Regions from separate parts of the Mus musculus genome. Here regions 2 and 3 are each linked to region 1. Evidence: chromatin loops called from intact Hi-C (ENCODE). Cell type or tissue: gastrocnemius. All regions are shown on one strand.

Region 1 (8,000 bases):
AGAAAGTGAAGAGAAATCATGCCATACCCGGTTTAGAGGTCAGATCATTTCTAACACTGATGCTGTAAGAGTTGATGGCTCCAACTGTCAACTGACTTCATTTCTGTTCTGAGAAATCCTTTAGAGAAGTACAAAGGTGCACACCTTTAATCCCAGCTCTAAGGAGGCAGAAACTGGGGAACTCCTGTGAATTTGAAGCCAGCCTGGTCCACAGAGTGACTTTGGGACAGCCAGGGCTACCCAGAGAAACCCTGTCTTGAAAAAACAAACAGCTGGTCAGTGGTCAGTGGTGGTGCACGTCGAGGTCTAGGGAAACAGATGTTCTCTTCTGGCCCCCAAGAGCACCAAGCACACACAAGCTGCACAGATACTCTTGCACACAAAACACACACACATAAATATTTTAAAAGAAAGAACAAACAAACAAACAAACAAACAAAAACCATTATGTTAGATGGTTAATAAGTGGCCTAGAAAGCCTAGGCAGGAAAGTAACCCAAAAGAGAGGTTTCATTGGTCAAGGACTGACAGGTGACCTGCTGCCCAGCTCTATCCAACTGCTACCTTGACAGAAAACAGGAAACAACAGTAACAATTTAAATAGCTACCAGAGTAAGTTTGTGAGCTGTGAGCTGGACTTGTCCATGAGCTACGTAGTACATGTACTATGTACCCTTGCCACGGTGGACAGTGGCTGAAAACGGCTCTGACTCAGACTATCTAATTCCAAGATACTTGAACTTTTCAAGTTACAGAGCCTATTTCCTTGTCTGTAATATGGCTGAGTGAGTGTGTTGCTAGGATTTTGTTTGTCAGTGCTAGGAATCAAATTTAGGCTTTGCATATTCTAGGCAAACACTACCATTTGGCTATACCCCAAGCCTTTCAGTGAGTCATATTACATAATATATATAATTTTTTAAACAGTGTTATGGTTATGATGGCTCAGCCGTTAAAAGCACTGACTGCTCTTTCAGAGGACCCAGGTTCAATTCCCAGCGACATGGTGGCTCATGACACTTTGTAACTCCAGTTCCAGGGGACCCCACAACTTCTTTTGGCCTCCAATGACACCAGGATTGCATGTGGTACACAGACATACATGTAAGCAAAACATCCATAAATAAAAATAAAATTAAATAACTTACTGTATCATTAGATTCCAAAGGGCACAGGTGAAAAAGGAAATAGAAAAGGACCACACGCAAGCCAAGGTGACGCCTTCCTTCTCTCTGGCTAAAGGCCCTATTTCCCCTCCCCGCCCAGACTCACCACCCTTTCCACCATAGGCTTTCTCCACCTTCATCAATGCCTTCCCTTCAGAGTCTCTTTGAGGCCTACCTCATGCCTCATCTTTCCTCTGGGGAAGTTAGTCCTTTCAGGAATAGAACAACTGAGGCAAGGGTTTACTCTACTACTGATCTTGGGGATGAAACTATGGAATTCTCTTGCATGCAGTAGTTTTTTTCTCCTTAAACCTTTGAGCACTGTGTACCTAGGACACTCTGATGATCTAAAGAACAGACGAGAATATCTTTTCTCTCCCCCCCCCATAACCTCTGCTTAGTGGATGACAACCTAACAAATAACCCAAAGTGCATCCTGCATTGCAGACTAGGTTTGGCCTCAAACTCAAGAGATCTATCGCCTCTGCCTCCCCAGAGCTGGGATTAAAGGCGTGCAAAAAGTTTATCTCTAAACAAAGAGATTTGAAAATAATCTCAGAATATCCATTCCAGCCCTTGGCTTCTTTGAAAGGAAATGATAATAACAACCTACTGTAGCTTTTTTCTCTCACACTGATTGTAGTGCTGACATCCTAAGCTTTTCTCCAAAAACATTCATGATTTTTCTCAGAAATTGTTATACTGATTTCACCTCAGTGAAATAGTAAGTCTCCATTTGGTTTTATCTGATATCTTGATTTCTTGAAACCTCCAGGAATCATCAGAAATGTAACTGTGGTTCCTGTCTCTTGAAAAATGCAGAGCCCCAACTTTTGGTGGTCGTGGGGGTATATAATTTTCAGAGGATTCTGAACACTCCAGGTTCTCCAGTGTATCATCTATCTACCATTCTTGGTTAAGATGTATACGGTTGAACACAAGCTTTGTTTCTACTGTGAAATGTTACATCTTTTCCTTAATGAGACCTTAGAGCTGAGAAACAGCTTCTTTGCAAATATAGCTAGGTCTAGCATCATCCTAACGCTTGGCAGACAATGGAGAACGTCTTACCTCTGAGAAATTAACAGCCAAAGGAATGATTCCGGCCACGTAACATCCCACCAACATTGCCACAGACAGCAGACTAATGGAGAGAAAGTCATCCATTCTGCCCTCCCGTAGTCACCCTCTACCACCAGGCTTTAAGATTCCAGCAGTTTCGAAAGGCGCTTAGGCTGTTTAAACGCGTGGTCTTCCAAGCAAACGGGAATTTGCCCACTTCTTTCAGCCTTGCCACCAGCCGGGGTGTTCTCGAAGCACGCCACTCTCTTAAGAAGCAAGCTCCTTCTGCTGACTCTAGCACCAGAGAAAACTTCGCGCAATCTTAGGTACTCGGTTGCCAGCCACTGAGATTCCGGTCGGTCACAGATGGAGAAATTGTGCTGAAAGAGACCTCAATCGTCGGAATGAGAGTGTCACGACGACCCGCTCCTAGACAAGGCCCCTGGTAGCAGTAGGAAAGAGGGGTAAAGCCAAGTGTCTTCTTCGCACGCTGTACCTGTTCCTAGGGGTGGCACCGCAGGTGATACGCCCCCAGGGAAGGGACCAGCCCACCAGTCCCAGCAAACTACCTTCCGAGTCTAGAGTCGGGCAAGATGTCCTGCAAGTCTCTCACTTGGGTCGGAGGATTCAACAGCAAAGTCGACACGATGCTGTCTCTGCCCTACACCCGGTGCTACCCATGGTACTTCCCTCAGCCAGGCCCTGACCCTGAGTCGCCAATACTACAGCTGCCATGGCCGCCAAGTGGCACCTCTTCATTACTCCCACTTCCGGATTGTCTCACAGCCTCCTCTTTAGCAGGGCACTTCCGGGTTACAACCGACCTATCGGCCAGGTCCTTATATTGCCGCCATTTTTTTAGAAAGGCTTAAAAAAAAGACGACTGGTGTCGCTGTTGTATTCCCCATCACTTTAGCCGCCTGTCAGTTAATTAGAGTACAGAAGGCAGAATCCCGAAACGAACTCTTCTTCCTAAAGCGGAGAAAGAGTCTCTTACCCATCCCGGCGCCCTTAACCAAGATGGCTGAAACAGCGTCAGTATCCACTCTAGAAACCAGAAACGTGTGTCTCTCTATGGTCTGAAAGATTCCTTTTGCGTCGCGCTTTCGACGACTTCCGGCGGCGGCTCTCGCGGGATTGGCTGTTGGCGGCGTTGCGGCTGAGCTCGTGTGCGGCAGCAGAGGTGTTAGCGGCGGCTGCAGCAAGAGCGTTTGGCGCGATGGTGAGTCCTTAGCGGTTGCCGGGGTCCCCAACTTAGAGGGCCACCCCTGCTCGGTACATCTTCCCATCCTTCCCGCCCCTGCCCTTCTAGCGCGAGCGAGGGAGCTGCTCCCCGCCCCCTTCCCCCCGGCTCGCGGGTGGACCCTTCCCCTTCCCGGCGCTGAGCCGCGGGGCCTGCCCGTAGGCCCCGGACCTGATCCTCCTCCCTGCGGCTGCGCGCCTCCCGCCTGATGGTGGGGGGCGAGGTATGCGGTGGGCAGACGATGCCCTCCCTGCCGATCGCTGCCTGGAAGAGGGAGGTGTGGGGTGCCGTTCATTTCTCATCAGATGCACTAGCCGACTGTAGGAACAATGGCCGGGGAACGTGTTAGACGTTTCCTGAAACTGACACACCCGTCACCTTACGGTTCTCCGTAGGTCGGCCTTAGGGGGTCGGATTGGCTTTACAGTGTGCTGCCTCAGCCTGCCCCCTAACCCCCGAACTTCAAAAAAGAAAGTATTTTTCCTTTTTCAGTATCCTTAGTTGCCCTGTTTTGCCAATTTTGTCAGCCTTCGATCTTGTTCTTTCTTATATTCTCCTGGGAGTGGAGCCTGAAAAGAGACTCCAGGGTCCTGGTCCCAAAATCCGGCAGGGAAGGTTTTTGTTTTATTTGTTAAGTTGTGTGTCTGTGCTTGCACGTGAGTACAGGAGCCCTCAGAGGCCAGAAGAGGGAATGAGATCCCCTGGGTCTGGAGTTAGAACAGGCGGTTGTGAGCGGAGGATGTGGGTGCTAGGAACCAAACTCATGCCTTCTGTAAGAGTAGCACGTGCTCTTAACCACTGAGCCATCAACACTCTGGTTGTTGTTTTGCTTTTGGGGATCTTCCTTTTCGGTGTGTGGTGATTTGCCTGCATGTCTTGTGTGCCACTTGCATGCAGTGCCTGCGACAGACAGAAGAGGGCGTCCGATCCCCAGGATTGGAATTACCTGTGATGGTAAGCGACCGTGCGAGTGCAGGGAATTGAAAACCAGTCCCTTGGAAGAGCAGCTCGTGGGCTTAACCACTGAGCCATGTCTCCAGTACTTATGCCCTCTTATTTTTAAGTAAACAAAAGGGAAATATTTGGAGCAGGTGTGTTTATAGTTTTCAAATATTATTTCAAGTTATTCCTTAATTTGCCTAAAATTTTTAAAAATGTGGCAAAGAATGAATAGCTTGTCTAGGATGAGCCATTACAAAAATGCAAATAGGCTTTCATGAGACTAATTTTCTCAACAACAAAAGTACCATTTGAGTAGCTGGCCTTTTATGAGCCCCTACACAACACATCCTGCTTTCTCTGGCTATTAATAACAAACAAAACACTGTTCACATGACTACAGGTTTCTTTTGTTACCAACTTAGAGTTTTCTCTCAAGTCTTCTCAAACTTAATTAAAGACACAGATCTTGCTGGGGATGGAGAAATAATAATGCTCTTGCTGTAAGAAATTTAAAGTGCTTTTATTTCTGTTTTTATCCAGAAAGCCTAAATCTTAGAAACTCAGTTCAGTTTGTTGATAATTAAATTTTTGGATTATCTCAAAATAGTTTGGGCATCCTGACATGAGAATTTGTTTTTTAATCAGAAACTAGTGTTGCAAGTGAAGAAAATAAGGGGAATAATTTGGCTGAGAATTGGGCTTGCAGTGGAGTTGCATCATGCTAGCATTTGTTTAATTAATTAATCTTGTTTTGTTTTTCGAGACAGGGTTTCTCTGTATAGTCCTGGCTGTCCTGGAACTCACTCTGTAGATCAGGCCAACCTCAAACTCAGAAATCCGCCTGCCTCTGCCTCCCAAGTGCTGGGATTAAAGGCATGCACCACTACTACCCGGCTAATTAATCATTCTTAAATGCACGAGAGACACTATATAAGACTATGCTGGTCAGGATGTCTGCTTCACTTATTTAAAGATATTTTTGGGTTTTGCTTCTTTGAAGAGAGTTGGTGTTAGTGAGATCTAGTGAGTGGAGACCAAAGGTGCCACAAAACATCCTATAGGCTCAGGACAAACCCAAAGAATTCATTTCTGTCCCCAAATATAGTGAGAACTCTGAAGCTGACTCGGCTCCCCAGTGAGCAAGAGAGGAAGGCTTTCAGTGAAGTCCTGCTCCTCTGGTACAATCAAAGATTTTGTACATTCAAAGATAAATTATTTGGGTATGAGCTGGCCCCTTAAGGCAAGTTATCTAGACGAATAGTTCCATAAATAACTTTAGTGTGGTGTTCACTATATACATTTTATATTGTTACTTTATCTTACACCTTGATGTGGGAGGTAACTCCTGTATAAAATGTGGTTCCGCTGTTGTGCTCAAGTCAGGAAAGACCTTAGGTTGATACAGTGATTATAGTATTTCCTGTTCTCCTTTAACTACTCCATGTCTTAGTTTTTATTGAGTTAAGAGAGCTAGAGGCTAGTGGAGTCAGAAAACGGGTTCTAAAGGTTAATAAGAAAAAATGCAGGAGCGGGTATATTTGGAGTTTGAGAAATGATCCAGAGGGTAAGGGGCTGACTTAGTTAAGGGAGTTGTGAGCCCAGCACTGATAGGGAAACATGAACTGCGGATGAGCAACCTAGTCAGTTATGTTTTAGTAACTAACATCTGTGTCACGTCACGTCGGGGGCTTATGTGGTGATGAGAATTTCCGAGTCGCATGTTGGGATATTCATTGACGTTGTTTTTCCCCTTCAGTCTCACACCATTTTGCTGGTACAGCCTACCAAGAGGCCAGAGGGCAGGACTTATGCTGACTATGAGTCTGTGAATGAGTGCATGGAAGGTGAGTGAGCACAAAGGTAATGAGGGGGAGGTTTTTACAGTCCCTCACACACGCTGCTCTCTGGGGGATGAATAGCATGTGGGAACTGGAATCTTTTTCCCCCTACATTTCTTCATTTCTTTTTGTTTGTTTGTTTGTCCGAGACAGGGTTTCTCTGTGTAGCCCTGGCTGTCCTGGAACTCACTTTGTAGACCAGGCTGGCCTTGAACTCAGAAATCTGCCTGCCTCTGCCTCCCAAGTGCTGGGATCAAAGGCGTGCGCTACCATGCCCCAGTTCCCCCCTGCATTTCTTGAAGTACTCATTTAAGCAGGAAAAATAGGTTTTTAGTGTGGACTATTATTACTTGTTACTACATTTTGTTACGATATGTGGGTGTTTTATATACATCTCTTTGACATATTCTGCTAAACTATAACACTGTTACCGTTGGCTCTGAGAAAGCCTTCTGAAACGTAAAATAAGTTAGTTCAGGGAAAGTCAAGATTCACAGAAACAGGTCAATATGATTTATTGTGCATATGCTAAACTCACAGCAGACTCATACCCAGGGAGCCTTTAGAGCGCAGGCTGTTTGCTGCTAAGTGGATTTGGTTTTGTGCTTAAGCATTACATATTAACTGGTGTACTGCCTAACACTGCTAGGAAATTGTTCTTTGCTTCTTTCTATCAAAAAGTTATATAGTTGGTTTGGCTGCACAATGGATCCCTAAAACCGTTGATTATTCAAAATTAACTGGGTTATTAGCCTCCAAATGGAGCTGATTATACCTGTGCAAACAAAAGCTGCTTATAATAAGGATGACTTCCCGGAGCCTGTGCAATACACTTGGCACTGCCATCACATTCGGCTCCTAAAGATGGAAAGGGAAGGCGGGTGATGTGGCACATCCTATTGAAAAGGAAAAAAAAATTAAACGACAAGCAGTGGCCATTACCCTTGTGTGTAATTCCAGCACTGCTGAGGCTAAGGTCAAAGGAGCATGTGGAAGCCAGCCTGAGCTACATAGTAAGTTGCAGGACAGCGTGAGCTGGATACTGGGTGCTTTCTGATAAAACCCGAGTGGGTAGGGTGTAGAGGGTACCTTAGAAGCTGGGGCATAGCTCCGTAGTAGAGAGTTTGCTTAACATTCATGAAGTCCTAGGTTCATGCCTACCAATGCCAAAAGCAGACACTTTCTCTACCTTGAAAATCTGCCTCTATGTTCTTCCCTTCCCTTTCTCCTTCGACTCAATCTGATGCTGGTAAATTTATTTACCAAATTATTGGTAAGAGCTTTATATGGAGTTTAAGTTTCTTTTTTGGTGGGAGGTATATAGAAATAGAGCTGATTTTCATGTATTGATCATGTATGTTACAGCCTTGTTACTTCATTTGTTAATTCTAATCATGTCTTGGTGGCTTCATCTACAAGACCACCTTATACGCAAATAGAGGCAGTTTACTTCTCTGGTCTAGCTAGATGCCTTTTTACTTCTTGCCTCTTTGTTCTGGCTCCAGCCTGCAGTGAAGTGCTGAGTCAGTGTTCATTCTTCGTCCTGATGGTGGCAGACAGTCTGTGTCCATGCCTTTAAAGATGCACGTGAAGTTACCTTCCTGGGCTTGACTTCCTTTTTAATTCTTACAGTTACAGAATTTCAGTGTAGTGTGCTAGTAGCCGTTAGGGGGGGGGATAGCTCAGTAAAGACATAAGCACCAATGAGTGTGAGAGCCCAGAACCCCTGTAAACAAGCCAAACCTGTGC
Region 2 (8,000 bases), 180 kb after region 1:
TACAGAGTGAGTTCCAGGACAGCCAGGGCTACACAGAGAAACCCTGTCTTGAAAAACCAAAAAAAAAAAAAAAAAAAAAAAAAAAGAAAGAAAGAAAGAAAGAAGGAAAAGGAAACAAACTAAACTTGACTAAATACTTTTTCTTTATAACTTTTTTACTATGCTTTTTAATTTAGATAATTATTAAAACTTTTTAGTTGCTATCTCTTTTATCATCACAATACACATAAATAGGTAGTATACATGTATGAAAATGTTATAATAAAATTCATTATTGTATATAATTATTTCAGTTAGCACTTGCATATAGTGAATATTCAATTATATGTAGATATTAGTTAAGTCAATGATAACCAAGCTACTGTCCATAGAACCACTAAGATTAGATATAGAGTTGGGGTATAAGGGGGATAGAAAGCTCTCGTTAGGAAAAGAAAACAGAATAGTTATAGATGGATGAGGTGGGGGCTAGAACAGGAGAATCAAGTGGGAAGAGGTAGGGAATATGGGGGAGACAATTAAAATTAGTATGGAAACCAAATACAATAGAAGCTTCCTACAATAAATAAATATATAAAGATGATCTAAATATAATAGCCAAATAATGGGGGAGACAGAGTCCCAGCCAGGTACCTTGTCACCAAATGAAGCTTCTGGTACTAGGACTGGGTTACACCTAATTGAATTGTTGGCCAAAGACGTCTCATCCCCAAACAACTGAGTCTGTTGCCAAGACTATGGGTTGCTCTCCAGAAACTAACTCCAAAGCCCCACTGCTGAACTCACTGAACATGGAGAAACAAGCTAGCGCCCACGTAGAGCCTTCACCCCTATGGTTTAGTGCCTTTGGTACAGGAAGGAAAGTACTCTACATGCCACCAAAAGAGAAACATCAAGCCAGCCACAAATCCTCTGATCTACAGTGGCGTCCTGCCTCCAAAATATGCTAGGGCAGTGGTGACAACAAAGCTCATGGAATAACTGACCAACATCTCATCTGACTTAAAGCTCCCTCTCTGAGATGGAACCTATACCCAACATTGCTTGTGGTGACCAACAGCAAGAAACTAGATAATCCAGGGACCTGGGTGAGAACAAATACCACTCTTCATAAAGGGGGAGGCAGTAAAATGACTCCTAATGACATACTGCTATACTCCTAGATCAGTTCAGCTTTTATCAAGAGTTTTCTCCTGTAGCAGAATGTGAATACTGAGACCCACAGCTGGACACTGTGCAGAGTGACTGTGATGGTTTGTATATTCTTGGGCCAGGGAATGGCACCATTTGGAGGTGTGGCCTTGTTGGAATAGATGGGTCACTGTGGGCGTGGGCTTAAGATCCTCACCCTAGTTGCCTGGAAGTCAGTCTTCCACTAGCAGCCTTTGGATGAAGACATAGAACTCTAAGCTCTGCCTGCACCATGCCTGCCTGGATACTGCCATGCTCCTACCTTGATGATAATGGACTTAACCTCTGAACCTGTAAGCCAGCCCCAATCAAATGTTGTTTTTATAAGACTTGCCTTGGTCATGGTGTCTGTTCACAGCAGTAAAACCCTAACTAAGACAGTGACAAACCTCGAACACTCAGCTCTAAATGTGGTGCCTCCCATCAAACCCTTCCCCTCAGGGCTTAGGGACCCCACACCCCAAAGAGGAGGTGGAAAGAGTGTAAGAGCCACAGGGGATGAAGGACACTAAAAAACAAGACCCTCTACATGAACTCAACAAAGCTCATAGGAACTCATGAGAGGCTGGGGCTTCATGCCCAGGGCCCACGCAGGAGTTCAACAGGTCCTCCACTAAGTTACAGCTTCCAGTTTAGTGTTTTTATGGGATCCCTGAGGATTCAAACAAGCAGGTCTCTGACTCGTATGTCTTCTCTTGGTGTCTTTGCTGTTTGTCTTGTCCAATTTTGATTTGATGGTTTTATTTAGCTTATATTTTATTTTGTTCGATTTTATTATAACCCCTTAGAAGCCTGTTTGTTTTCTAATTGAGACAGAAAGGGAGTGGATTCGGATGGGAAGGGAGGTGGGGAGGAACTGGAAGGGGTGGAGGAAGTGGATACCACAGTCGGAATATATTATGTGAAGAGAAAAAGATGTATTTTCAACAAAATAATTCAACAGCACCAGCTACTTTTCCAGAGGACGCAAATTCAGCTCCTAGCACACTCCCTCCCACCAGGCAGCTCACAGGCGGCTGCAACTCCGGCTCCAAATAACGCACACACATAAACAAAAATAAATCTTGACTTAATCCCAGCACTTGGCAGAGGCCAACAGATCCCTGAGTTCCAGGCCAGAAAGGGCTACATAGCGAGAGACCCTCCCCCTCCCCACTACTCCAGTTCTTTAAAAAAGAAAAAAAAAAAAAGAAAAAAAGAAAAAAAAGTTACTAAAAACAAAACAGTTCTGTGTTTCTAAGGAATGGTTACATAAGGGAATTTGCGTCCAATCGTGTACCAAAGCTTATAAATACTTGAGTTGTCTGAATTTTGGTGAACAGCTGTCCATTTTTAATAAATAAGATTTAAAGTTCTAGTTTGATCTGCCCCGCCAAAAAAAAAAAGCCAAAGCCAAAGGTGAAAAGCCAAAGCCAGAGGTGGTGCCCAGCAAATCGACGGGCGGCGAGCGATGTGGCCCCGCAGGTCCCGGGTGGGGCGGGTCCCCCGAAGCCCGGAGGAACCCCGGCGGGGGCTGCTTTTTAACTGACGAGGTCAGAAAGCCTTGAAGGGTTGGTGGATGCTCCTGACGAGGAGACGGGCGGATGGAAAGGGGCGGCCCGGGAAGGCTTGGGGACCAATGGCGGGACGAGTCCTCCCCGAACCTGAGGGCTCAACCGCCCACACCGAGAGTGAGGGGCCAAGAGGCCGCGCCTCAGGGCGGGGAGAGGGGCAGTGCCAACAACGCCTGGGCACCTCTGCAGCCCAACAGTCGCCCACGCGCAAAGTGGTCCCTTCAGCATCACCACCCTCTCGAGCCGCGCTGGAAACCCCTCTGCCTGCCACACAACCCCAGAGAGGACTTTGCCAACCCGAGCTTCCCTTACCTGCGGCCTCCAGCCTCGACCGAACACCTGCGGCACCCCACGCTGACAAGCTGGAACCCCCGCGGCGGTCTGGGCGCACCCACCCGGATGCATAAAAGCCGTAGCCACTTCCGGCCCAGTGGCTGGCCAGGAGGATACAACCCCCGTGGTGTGTGCCTATGGGCCGCGCCATTTTGTACGGAAGCCGCTAGGGCAGCATTTCCTCCCCAGGTTCTCGGTTAAAGGATGGGGAAGGAGGGTTATAATTGCGAAGACTTAATGTCTTCAGAAAAGTGGTGTTTTCTGAGATGCCGCTTCGTCTTTTGGTTTTGGCTTTGAAGGAAGAAGCCTATTGAACTTTCGCTCACAAATGCAACACAGGACATTTTTTCTCTTTTACCCAGGGTAGCGTTTCTCCACTACATTAATTTTCTTATTTTTTTTCCATTTTTTTATTAGGTATTTAGCTCATTTACATTTCCAATGCTATACCAAAAGTCCCCCATACCCACCCACCCCCATTAATTTTCTTATATTCGAGCGGGAAAATAAGGAAACTGTTTACAGAATGTGCTCTTCATTCGCGTTATATATTATAGCCATTAATCTCTCTCTCTCTCTCTCTCTCTCTCTCTCTCTCTCTCTCTCTCTCTCTCTCTCTCTCTCTCTCTCTCTCTCCCTCTCTCTCTCTCTCTCTCTCTCTCTCTCTCTCTCTCTCTCTCTCTCCCCTCTCCCCATCTCCCTCTCTCTCCCTCCCTCTCCCTCTCTCCCTCTCCCCTCTCGTACATGTCTGAAGATGCCAGAAGAGGGCGTTGAGCCCCTGGAAAAGATTTATAGAGCCGGCGTGGATTTCTGAGTTCGAGGCCAGCCTGGTCTACAGAGTGAGTTCCAGAACAGCCAGAGCTACACAGAGAAACCCTGTCTCAAAAAACCAAAAAAAAAAAAAAGAAAGAAAGAAAAGAAAAGGAAAAAAAATTATAGAAAGTGTTGAGCTATTGTGTGGGGGCTGTTAATTGAACCTGGGTCCTCCAGAAGAGCAACCAGTGCTCTTTACTGTTGTCATCTCTCCTGGTCCCTATATCCTCATAACAACCACAATATTGTCTATATATGAAACCATTCATTCAGGATTGATTTTTTTTTTAAGGGGGTTAAAGCAGGGTGTTGTGTAGCACAATCTGGCTCTCAACTCTCAAAATGTGAGCAAAGGTGACCTTAGATTCCTGATCTTCCAGCTTCCATCTCCCAAGTGTTAGGATTACAGGCAGGCTTGGGCCACCACACCCCGTTTATGCAGTGGTGGGGATCTAGACCTCAGGCTACAATGATAAATTTGAGGTAAGCCTGGGTTACACGAAACGCTATCTCAAAAAGGAAGGAGTTTTGTTTTGTTTATAAATTTTCATCTTTTTCTGTCCACTCAAGAAGCTTAGAGGCTGGTTGGAAACATCCACAGTAGCACTTGAGCACACACACATACAATGTGAGAAGTGAGAGGACATCTTTTGAAGATACAGAAATTTGAGGGAAATGCCCATAATAATTTTAGAACTCTATAAAATCCTCTCAGACATGGTGCTATTCTCACACATCACACAAAGGGATAAGTCACTGAACAACCCACAGGTTAAATATGAATTCTCTTTGTTTTGGAGGAAATCACTAAGGGATTGAGGTGAAGATGACAAGGAGACAAGAAACTCTAAGACTTTATACAAAGTAAGTGGTACATGCCTATAATCCCAACACTTTATATAAAGTAAATGGCACATGCCTATAACCCCAGAACTTGGGAGGGGGAAGCCTGAAGATCAGAAGTTCAAGGCCATTGGCCATACAAGTAGTGAGTTTGGGACTAGCTTGGCTGACATTAGAGACTTGGTTTTAAAGAAAAAAAGAGAAGGAGGGAGGGAAGAAAGGAGGGAATACAGAAAATCAGAGAAGAGTCAGCAAAGAATTTAAAGTTCTTGGAAGGAGAATACAACTATAGAAGAGAGTTGTTAAGGAAGAGAGAAAAGTTTAAGGTGTTTGATCTTCCAGAGACAAAGGTCAGTAAAGTCTGTCATTCTGTCCTGCTTTTGTTCTAGTAGATTCTTTGGAGGAGTTGAAATAGATAAAGAACTCCAAATCCAGCTTTGCAAGAAGGCAACACAAGGCTACTTCTGGATCTGCTGGAGCTGGAGGGCAAAGAGTGGCCAGATGACATGTAGCCACAGACATGTAGACCACAGAAGAAATATCACCACAGGAGAGTTAAAGGTGATAGATTGAAGCTGGGTGGCAGGGCACAAGCCTGTAATTCCAGCTCTTGGGAGATGGAGGCAAGAAGACCAAGTTCAGCCAGCCTCAGCTATATGAGGGAGGCCCAGTCTAAAACACAGACACACACACACACACACACACACACACGGGGTGGGGAGGAGAGGACAAGTATTGTGGTACATACCTATCATCCCAGCACTGGGTGGGGGTGGGGCAGGGGTACTGAAGCAGAAGTATTACTACAAATTCAAGACCACTTTGATTTATATATCAAGTTCCAGACCAGCCAGGGCTGCATAAGCAAGACTTTATCCCAACCGTGCCCCCACAAAGTGTATTAAATATATAAAACTTCAAGGTGGGGTGGCTCGAGAGATGTGAGCTAGATTGTGAGCATTTGCTGCTCTTGCAGAGGATCCGGGTTCCATCTTTGAGCACCCACATGGCAGCTCATAAGCATATGAAACTCCAGTCCTCAAATCCTTCCCTGGCTAGCAAGGCCCACTCCAGTGATGTTCCTGTCTCAACCTCTCCCAGTGCTGGGGTTACAGGTGCAGCCACACAGTGGCGTGGATTTGCACTCAAGCCCTTGGTGTTTTCACAGTAAGGACTCTTAGCCCACTGAGCCACCCCTCGAGCCCAGAGGTCATTGACAAGGGGCTGCTGCTGCTGCTACTACTACTACTACTGGATTAACTATGAGACTGGCTTTTTCTATGGTTGATTTGGTTTTCTCTGGCTTGTCTTTAAATGGGCGTGTCAGTAAAATATAAGGATGCTAACTCACTGACCAAGTCCTGACCATGCTGGCTGACTGCTGCAGAGCTTGCGAATCAGAGTTCTACCCTCATACATGGTCTGGGTCGTTGTCTGCTGTAAACTCAGACTCTCCTAGGAAAGGAGATCAAACCACTGATGGTCCAAAAGCCAGAAAACAGAAGGATAATGAGAACCAATTTAGCTAACTTGTCCTCTATAAAGGGGACAGGCACGAGCAAGTTTGAGAGCTGGGAATGGTGGCACCAGCCTTCAAAACCAGCATGTAGAAGACTGAGGCAGGAGGATCAAAAAGTTCCAGACTAGCCAGAAATGAGACTCTGTTTCGAAACAAAATAAAAACAAAATTCAGCCAGCCTGTGGTAACACACACCTTTTATCTCGGCACTCTGGAAGCAGAGGCAGGTGGATCTCTGAGTTCGTGGCCAGGCTGGTCCACACAACAAGTTCCAGTACAGCCAGGGCCACACAGCAAAACTGTGTTTAAGTAGAAACTTCTAGTTCTTAGAAAAGTTATTTATGCCAAATGATGCTTTGCTGGGGCACACAGTTGAAAGGATGTCTTGCTAAAGCCAACACCTGAAAGACTGTTTTTCTGAAGCAGACACAGGTGAAAGGATGATTGGCTATAGCAGACACGTGAAAGAACTCTTGATGAAGGAGAATAAATATGACCCCACAGACAGTGGGAGATGGGCACTGAGCTTCGGTTTGGTTTGCTCTGCCTTACCATTCTTCGCTAAAGGCACGCACGCATGTATTGGTTCGCCTTACATAGCATTGTTGAGCTCAACATGTTATAATACTGCTGTTGAGAGAGACACTCCCAAGAACTGCTCATGAAGTTCCTGCGGCAACTTGCCACTTCTGTGGCCTCACCTCGGGTGGTTGGAGATCCTGGTGGTTTCTTCAGGATTGAACTGCAGCTGCCTGGTGTCTGTTTGCTGAAAGGACTGGACTGGACTGAAAGGACTGGACTGGACTGTAGCGGCTGGTTCATGTGTGCTGTCTGCCTGCCTGCCTAGAGGACTGGTCTGCAGCTGCAAAGTTGTGTTTGGTGTTTGCTACAGGACTGAACTGCTGCGTAAGAAGATGGAGCTTCCCCCAAAGAACTATTGTTGAACAGGTACACTTCCCCTGTATCCTAATAACTTTTCTCTTCCACTACCTCTGCTGGATGGTGGGCTAAAGGAGAAGTTAAAAGTAGGTTGCAAAAAATTATGCCTACAGGTGGCACCCAATGTGGCTTAGGCATAATGGGTAACTCTGCTTCTAATGTGGTAGAGAAAACTGTAGATTATGAGGGGTTAGCAATGTTACTTAAGGAAAATAGCAAAATGGCAGCTTCAGTTGCTGGGTAGTCTCCTACTATGTTCCTAGCAGGGGTTTTCTAGTTTTGCTTTGTAGTGTTCACATATACTATTCTGAAAGTTTGGAGGGAAAGCTGAAAACTCAGGAGGTTAACTCAATTCTCTTTTGTTAGAAAACATTGCAGACTTGGCTATGCATGTAGAGTTTGTGACTAGAAGTCGAGGTGCTTAGAAAGCAAAAAGAACCAGGGGGAGAACAACAGAGTTCAAGCTTGGTGAGTAGGACCGGGAATGGACTGCATGGAGAAAAGGGGAAAGAAAATAGGCTGGACAATAAAACACTGCCCTGCCCTGCTCCACGCACTTTCGATACCAGGTGCCCAAAGTGCCTCAGTGAGACAAGGAGCCGGGAAGAGCAAGCACAAAGGGTTAATGTGCAACCGAGTGCACCACCAGAGGATTTGCGTGGGCCTACACAGCCTTCCCAGTCTTTGTGCAGCATGTGCCTGCTAATGATGGTATTCTTGCCTATAATGAATTGATCTAAAGCATTTTAAAGAATCTGTTGTTTTGTACGGCTTACATTTTTCCTTTGTCAAAGAAATGCTAAATAACT
Region 3 (8,000 bases), 490 kb after region 1:
CCACCACTGGCTGGCTACCTGTCTGTCCCTCATTCTCTTTCCATGTCTGCCTCTTAACCTCCCACATAGACCTCATGTAGTGGTGGATGCCCAAATGGACATATTGACCATTCTCCAGGTTCTGCTTGGAGAGTGGCTATCACTGGGAACCTCTGTCTAGCTCCTGAGATGGGAACCCAGTCCTTCCAAGTGCTAGAATGGTTTGATTCTGCAGGGTGGGAAGCCATTCCTGGAGCCTGGTTGAGGTGGGAACCCTGAGAGTCTAGAAGGAGCTACCACCCCACCTCCCCCGAGGCTTCCTGTATATTTTTCCACACATACCCCAGCTGGAAGGGTGGAGAATGGTAGCCTGTGCAGACAGAAAGTGGGGGGGTATTTTGGTGTGCAGTTGTGTGGCACTGCAATGACCAGTAAACTGTCACTGGGCATGTGTGGGAGACCCTAGGCTTAGGAACAAAATTGTTACTTTATAATTCGAGGCATTGGGAAAACTGGGTTTTAAAGAAAAGTATTTTAGGGTATTATATAAACTGTATTTTAATAAGCTGTGTGTGGACTTGTAGGCTTTATCTTAAGTTACAGTAGTCATAAAGGACTTCTTGAAGGAGGGTGCACATCAGCGGAATGCTGCGGCAAAGTGAGAAGCCTATGTAATTCTCAGCCAGCTTGCCTTCCACACAACTGGGGAAGAAAATGCTGTTTTAGAAGTGTTTTTTAAGATAAGAAAGATAACTTAAAAATAAAAGAGAATCCCAGCACTAGGAAGTCAGAGGCAGGTCTAGCGCTCGCTCTTAAGTTCAAGGTCAGCCTGAGCCACCTGGGGGATTCTAGGTTAGCTAGAGCTACATAAAGAAACCCCCGTTTAAATAAACAACCAACCAAGCAAACGAATGAATGAATAAAAATAAATGACCAATTTAAAAATAAAAGATAGGCAGATGCTGCCCTCTAGTGGCCAGATGTAAAATTACAGCTTTTCATAGAATGGAAAAGTGCAGCCAATCTACCCATTTGGAGGACTTAGAACAGGTCCCAGGATTGTGAGTGACTATGTACAGCCGTAGCACAGAGTGGCGACAGAAGCACCTAGGCCCATTAGTAGGAAAAGAATGGCTACCAAGCGTTAAGCACTTACTTTATGTTGGTCTAAGACAAGTGTTTTACACTTGCTCTAACTTTACACTTATCATTATTATCCTATTTTATGTTTGGTGTTTTTGAGACAGGGCCTCCATATGGCCCTGGCTGTCCTGGAACTTACAATGTAGACCAGGCTGGCCTTAAACTCGTAGAGATCCACCTTCTTCTGCCTCCAGAATGCTGAGGTTAAAGGTGTCAGCTGCTATGCCCAGCTTCTTACCCTTATTTTAAGAGACGAGGACCTAAGGCCTTGACTTCTCACATCTGGGGTCTCACTGATCCAAAAAGCAAAATGTGTTCATCTTAGTAATGGTTCTGAAACTTCAGATTTAAACAGGATTTTAAACAAGCAGGGTCCTAGGCTCTGTCCCAGAGATTCTGAGGGTGGGTTTAAGAGGGGCAGACTACGGATTTGTCCCTTGAATGTTCTAGGTTGGCGCAATAACCAATCTAAACGAGTTTATATCTACACTTTGAGACAACATAGATTAAAAACTCAGCATTACTAAAAGGGACTTTTTTCTGGACATAAACAAGAACTTTCAAATAGTCATCTCTCTCTCTCTCTCTCTCTTCATATATACATATTATACGAGTACACTGTAGCTGACCTCAGACACTCCAGAAGATCCCATTACAGATGGTTGTAAGCCACCATGTGGTTGCTGGGATTTGAACTCAGGACCTTCAGAAAAGCAGTCAGTGCTTTTAACCGCTGAGCCATCTGTCCAGCTCCGACTCATATATTCTTTTTAAAAATGTGTATTTGCCAGATGGAGGTGGCACATGGCTTTAATCCCAGCACTTACTTGGAAGGCAGAGGCAAGCGGATCTCCAAGTTTGAGGCCAGCCTCATTTACAGAGTGAATTCCAGGACAACCAGATCTACACAGAGCAGTAACCCTGTCTGAATTTTTTTTTTAACTTTATGTTTGTTTTGCCTGCATGTATATATAAAGTGCACTGTGTGCATACGGTGCCTCTGAGAAGACCAGAATAGAGGGTTGGAGCTCCTGAACCTGGAGTTACAGACTGCTACGAGCCACCATGTGGGTGCTGGGGATCTAATCTGGGTCCACTGGAAGGAAAGCCAGTGCTCTTATCCACTGAGTCATTTCTCCAGTGGCCTCCTCCTCGCCCTCCCCCTTCCTTGACATGCCTTCCCCCTCCTCTTTTCTTCTTATCAGGGGTCCTGAGCCTGCTTCTTGCTGCCATTCGATCATGTGATTACATGGTTCTCCTCATGTGAATTTAGCACCTTGGTGATGTGGGGCACCTTTGTGCTGCTGGCAAAGGTCTTAATGGTCCGGCACAGCATGTCTGTTGGGCTCAAATGCCCCATCTGCCATGAATAGGCTGCAGTGGGAGGGAGTGGGGGGGTGTGGAGCTGCAGGGCTAGCATCAGCTCCTGGGGCAGCTGATTCCTAGGAACCATCCAGGGAGCAGGGAAGAGCTCTGGCTGGCTGTTTGTGAGCTAAGTCCTGGTGACCATGGGTCTGCTCTGTGGGGAGCTCACAGGATGCCTTCTCCACAGAGAAAGGAGTCCATGAATGTAAGCCCAGGTTCTCTCAGGGCCTCAGAAGTCAGGGCAGCAGCATGCCAACTTTGGGGAAGGTTGGCAACAGGGAGGCCAGCCACTTCATGGTCCTGTCATTCCACATTTGGGGAACTTTCAGCTGAGCAAGGCACAAAGACAAGGGTAGGAAGTCCCCTGGGCAGTGGCCACAGGCCTAATGGTTTCCCAGGCTCAAGGCCTCTGAGGCCTCTGTCTGGTCCTTTAGGGACTGGAGGAAGACAGACCCAAGCTTTGAGGAGCAAAGATTAAGCCGTCTCAGCCGTGTGGGAAGGGATTGGCTCTGTGACTGGGTCCTGCCAACCCTGGCCCTCAGCTCAGGAACCTGGGCTTCAAAGGCCTGTGACTTAGGGAAGGGCCTGTGCCTCTGTGAGGCTTCTATGAGGTGTGTGTGTGTGTGTGTGTGTGTGTGTGTGTGTGAGAGAGAGAGAGAGAGAGAGAGAGAGAGAGAGAGAGAGAGAGAGAGAGTCAGCTCCCGAGGCTGCCCAGGGAGGAAAGCTGTGCATAAGAGAATGAGCAGAAATACCAACGGTGTGTTTGCAATTCTTTTTTACATGTTGCACCTCTCTCTCTCTCTCTCTCTCTCTCTCTCTCTCTCTCTCTCTCTCTCTCTCTCCCTCTCTCTCTCTCTCTCTCTCTCTCTCCTGTCTTTGGCAGTTGTTAGATTGGAAGTTTCATATGCAAACTCAACTCTGGGAGCAGAGGGTGAATAATTCTGGAGCCATGTGTCCATGAGTGGGTCTGGGATCAGAGGCCGCTCCAGTTGCATAGTGTCCAAAGAGGAGGCTGGCCTGCAAGATGACTTGCTCCCAAATGCCAGGAGGACATCATTCTTTCTAGGGTCAGCAAGGACTCTTCATACCCCACCCTATGCCCATAAGGCCCTCCCAGACTCCTTTGCCTGAGCATTTTTTTTCCCTCTCACAATTTCTCTTCTTCCTTTTTTAAAGATTTGTTTTATGTCAGGTGGTGCCCACCTTTGATCCCAGCACTCAGGAGGCAGAGGAAGGCAGATCTCTGTGAGCCTGAGGTCAGCCTGGAGTTCCAGGACAGGACAACCAGGGCTACACAGAGAAATCCTGTCTTGAAAACCAAAACCAAATCAAACCAAACCAAGCGCCAGAACTTTTCTATCAGGACAGGGAGGAGCGAAGCTTTTCCTTGCAACCCATGGTGTCCCGGTGAACTCGCCACAGCAACGGGCAGGATAACAAGAGAAAACACACAGCACACTGACTTATCAAACTTGTATGTGACATGGAGACCTTCAGAAACAGGCACTCGAAGGCTCAGTTAAATTATGAGGGAAATAGTTCGACGAGAAAGGTGTCTGAGTAACGATAATTGTGTTACCCAGTATTCTATCCCTGTGATGAAACACCAGAGACAGACAATTTAATCTGAGGAAAGGGCCGTGTAGTCTCGAGGGCCTCAGCTGTGATCATGTGCCTGGCTGCTTTGGGCCTGCCGTAGCATGGTATGGTGTAGGAGGAGGACTCAGCTCACAATGTTGGGTAACAGGGGATGGAGTAGAAGGGGTCAGGGTCCCAGGTTCCCCTTCAAAGGCACAGCCTTAATGTCCCAACTTCCTCCCCAGGTCCCTACCTTCAAATCGTCATGTTCTATCATGTCCCCAAGAGCACAGCAGGCTAGAGACCAAGCCTTCAATATGCAAGCCCTTTGGGGGAGGCTCAAGATCCATAATATACCCACCTGTTATACATAATAAATGGGGGGGGCAGATAGGCTTCTCTGTTCTGATTCTTCTTGCCCACTCTGCCCCATCATAGGCAAGAAGCAAGATTCTGTGGAATGAGAATCTGATAGCCTGGTGTCAGGAGAGGTAGGGCAGAGGAGCGGCCTTTCTGGGTCTTGTGACTTATTTTAGGGAGAGGGTTTCCAGTTTTCTATGGCTTGGGGAAGAAATGGGAGGAGAGAGGAGGATGGCATGAGACTCAGACACTTCTTGCTTCTGAGGTCCTTCCTATCTTTAGTTCCGTGTGGTCAGCATGCTAAGGCGCCACCTGCTGGTGTATTGTAGGAGTAGCTACGTTTGATATCGATAAGAAGTTATAAGAATAAGTTATAAGAAACACACGTGCATGCCTTTAATCCCAGCACTCAGGAGGTAGAAGGAGGTGGATTTTTGTGAGTTCAAGGCTAGCCTGGTCTACAGAATGAGTTCCAGGACAGCCAGGGCTCTACAGAGAAACCCTGTCTTGAAAAACAAAACAAAACAAAACAAAACGAAAAAAAAAAAGAAAGAAAAAATAATAATACAGGAAGAAACACGTGTTCAGTGTTTTCTTCTGAGGAGTGCAGTCATGTGATTTTAACTTTTCAAGAAAAGTATTTGTGTGTGTGTGTGTGTGTGTGTGTGTGAGAGAGAGAGAGAGAGAGAGAGAAAGCATGCTATAGGAGGACAACTTTGTGAACTTGGTTCTCTTCTTCCTCCTTTACCCGTGTCCTTGAGATCAAGCGCAGACCACCAGGATTGCAAGGCAAACACCTTTGTACATGGAACCATCTTTCCCACCATACGTTTTTTTTCAAGAGGTTTCTTTCTTTCTTTCTTTCTTTCTCTCTTTCTTTCTTTCTTTCTTCCTCTCTCTCTCTCTCTCTCTCTCTCTCTTTCTTTCTTTCTCTCTTTCTTTCTTTCTTCCTCTCTCTCTCTCTCTCTTTCTTTCTTTCTTTCTCTCTTTCTTTCTTTCTTCCTCTCTCTCTCTCTCTCTCTCTCTCTCTCTCTCTTTCTTTCTTTCTTTCTCTCTTTCTTTCTTTCTTCCTCTCTCTCTCTCTCTCTCTCTCTCTCTCTCTCTCTCTCTTATGTGTGTATTATACTTGCATGGATATATGTGTAACATGTGCATGCAGCATCTCTAGCGACCAGAAGAGGGCGCTGGATGCCCTGGAACTGGAGTTTCAGACAGTTCTAAACCACAGCGAGGGTGCTGGGAACTGAACCAGGCCTGCTCCAAGAGCAGTACGTGCTCTTACCTGCTGGGCCATCTCTCCAGCCTCACATCCACCCTAACTTTTAAGTTATCTCTTTCATAACTGCGCTAGTAAAAGATCATAAGGACTTTTCCATTCTTAATCGTTTCTTCTATGCTAGGGGTTGACTTGGGGCCTTGTGCAAGCCAGACAAGGGCTTGATCGCCGAGCTACATCTCCAGCCGTTGTTCTTTTTCTTTTTTTTTTTTTTAAGATTTATTTATTATTATATGTAAGTACACTGTAGCTGTCTTCAGACACACCAGAAGAGGGAGTCAGATCTTGTTACGGATGGTTGTGAGCCACCATGTGGTTGCTGGGATTTGAACTCTGGACCTTCGGAAGAGCAGTCGGGTGCTCTTACCCACTGAGCCATCTCACCAGCCCAGTTATTTTTCTTTTAATGGCCATTTTCTTATTTTACAAGAGGTCCTTGTATATGTATGGCTCAGTTGTTGAGCACTCGTCTAGCATGCAATGAGTCTCTGGGTCCAACACTGCAAAAATAAATTTAAATGTAAAAATCATTCCCCCCCCCCCAGAAACAAATGCAAAAATAGCAGAAAAGTGCATACACATATGAATTTCTTTCTTTACTCAGCAGACGGTTTAGAGTTTGGCCTGCTTCAAAGCCCAAGTGAGACACTGTCTTTGACTTCCCCTCACTCAGCTAATGTTCCTTGTCCCAGGCCTCACCGCCCTGAATGCACCTTCTCTACGTATCTCTAGAAAGTATCTGCAGGAGGCCCCCACCCCCACCCCCAGTCCTTGGAACTAAACAGGAACTCACACATGGCCAGGCAAGCACACCACCGCTAAGTTATATTCCCAGTTGCATCTGTTTTAAATCTTTGCGTTTCCGTAATTTCCCTTTTTCTTTGTGGTTAAATATATAGAGTGTAAGTGTTTACAATTCTAGCCATTCTAGTCCGTGCAGAAAGGTTATAGTCCTGAGGTCACAGGCCTTCATCTCTCAGCAGCGGCCCTGAGCTTCTTCACCTCCAAACATAAACTCCCCGGCTCTTAGCATGTTGCCTTAAGACTCCTTTAAGAGAGGCGAGAGAGACAGTTCAGTTCTTGTAGAGGACCCAGGTTTGATTCTCAGCCCCCACATGGTGGCTCACAACTACCTGTAATTCCAGTTCCTGGGATCTGTTGCCCTCTTCTGGACTCCGTGGGTACTACAAGCACATGGTCCATCGACATACACAGGCAGAACACTCACATAATTTTTTTAAAAAAGACTTCTCTATATTCATAAAAAAAGTATTGGGGTGGGTCTGGAGAGATGGCTCAGTGGTTAAGAGTAGTGCTGCCTTTCCAAAGGGTCCGGGTTCCACTCCAAGCACTCACATGGGAGCTCACAACTGTCTATAACTCTAGTTCCAAGGGGGCCAGCACCTTCTGGCCTCCCTGGGTATCAGGCACAAATGTGGCACACAGACATACATGCAGACCAAACATCCATACACATAAAAAAAAAATTTAAAAGTTGTATTGAGGGCTATTTAAAAAATGGGTTGTATACAGCTATCAATGCTTATCTGGCTAGAAATAAAAATTAAGACAAATTTAAAGCAATATTTTCTTAGCAAAACATCCCCTCCTCCTTGAAAAACAAACCAACGTGTCTGGTGTCTTTCACTTGTAATTTCTGTTGAGGCAGGAGGATTACAGCAACCTCAAGGCCAGCCTAGTCTATATAGCAACCTAGTCAGCCATCCAGGCTTACACAGTGAGACTTCTCAAAAACGAAGAAAAAAGTCAACAAATGTAGATATTGTTAGTATTTTTAGTAAGATTTTTCAAATTGTGTCTTCCAAAACAAGCAAACAAATAAAAACCAGAGAGCAAATCCGAGCTGTCCTTAGCAATGCTGAGGCAGGGTTCAGTTCAGAGCCTTACACGGGCTAGCCAGGTGTTCTCCCACTGTGCACACTTTGTTCTTTGATTTTTAGCAAATCTTTTTACTCCTGGGCTCACTAGAACATAAACAGCCGGGGTTTTGTATTTCTTCTTGCATTCAGCCCACTGCAATGTTTTATGTAGCCTCTGAAATATTCCATTGTACACCCAGAGAATGAATAAATAAATAACCTACTAGGTTTTTTTTGGTTTTGTTGTTGTTTTTTAAGCAGTTTTGATCTTGTAGGGGTGAGACGGTAGTTTCTTGTCAGCCATCACCAGACTAGTTGCTTTCCACTCCTGTAGCAGACAAGTGTGCAAGAGAAAAGTGTAACAATTCACGTTAAACCTCACGTGACCCAGGAGTCCCCACAAAATGAAGACCCAGAGA

What was found. A loop is a pair of places that touch in the nucleus more often than their neighbours do. Peaks named below come from ENCODE experiments on the same cell type or tissue, not always from the same donor. Only the 100,000 strongest peaks of a DNase experiment are listed, where the experiment ranks them.
Region 2: it touches region 1 in a loop (2.4-fold over the local background); 3 of 42 quality-filtered maps call a loop at or near these places.
Region 3: it touches region 1 in a loop (4-fold over the local background); 5 of 42 quality-filtered maps call a loop at or near these places.

The regions. Positions count from the first base shown.
Region 1 is chr12:80,639,214-80,647,213 of GRCm38, reverse strand. It overlaps Erh (ERH mRNA splicing and mitosis factor), which reads left to right and starts at 3,103. Exons shown (of 4, transcript NM_007951.4): 1 at 3,103-3,450; 2 at 6,170-6,257. The coding sequence starts at 3,448. Slc39a9 (solute carrier family 39 (zinc transporter), member 9) reads right to left here and starts at 2,999. Exons shown (of 7, transcript NM_026244.2): 1 at 2,238-2,999. The coding sequence starts at 2,333. In gastrocnemius, a CTCF peak has its summit at 4,382 (motif pointing right); DNase peaks (open chromatin) are centred at 2,991, 3,357 and 4,376; H3K4me3 peaks cover 4,080 bases; H3K27ac peaks cover 2,108 bases.
Region 2 is chr12:80,458,337-80,466,336 of GRCm38, reverse strand. It overlaps Exd2 (exonuclease 3'-5' domain containing 2), which reads right to left and starts at 3,242. Exons shown (of 9, transcript NM_133798.3): 1 at 3,057-3,242. It overlaps Gm46363 (a long non-coding RNA gene), which reads left to right and starts at 7,211. Exons shown (of 2, transcript XR_001780646.1): 1 at 7,211-7,659. In gastrocnemius, a CTCF peak has its summit at 3,246; DNase peaks (open chromatin) are centred at 2,248, 2,831, 3,146 and 3,841; H3K4me3 peaks cover 2,142 bases; H3K27ac peaks cover 3,127 bases.
Region 3 is chr12:80,150,897-80,158,896 of GRCm38, reverse strand. No RefSeq gene overlaps it. Among named protein-coding and RNA genes, the nearest start is that of 2310015A10Rik, 22 kb to the right of the region's middle. In gastrocnemius, CTCF peaks have their summits at 963 (motif pointing left), 4,744 (motif pointing left), 5,636 (motif pointing right) and 6,879 (motif pointing left); a DNase peak (open chromatin) is centred at 4,733; H3K4me3 peaks cover 412 bases.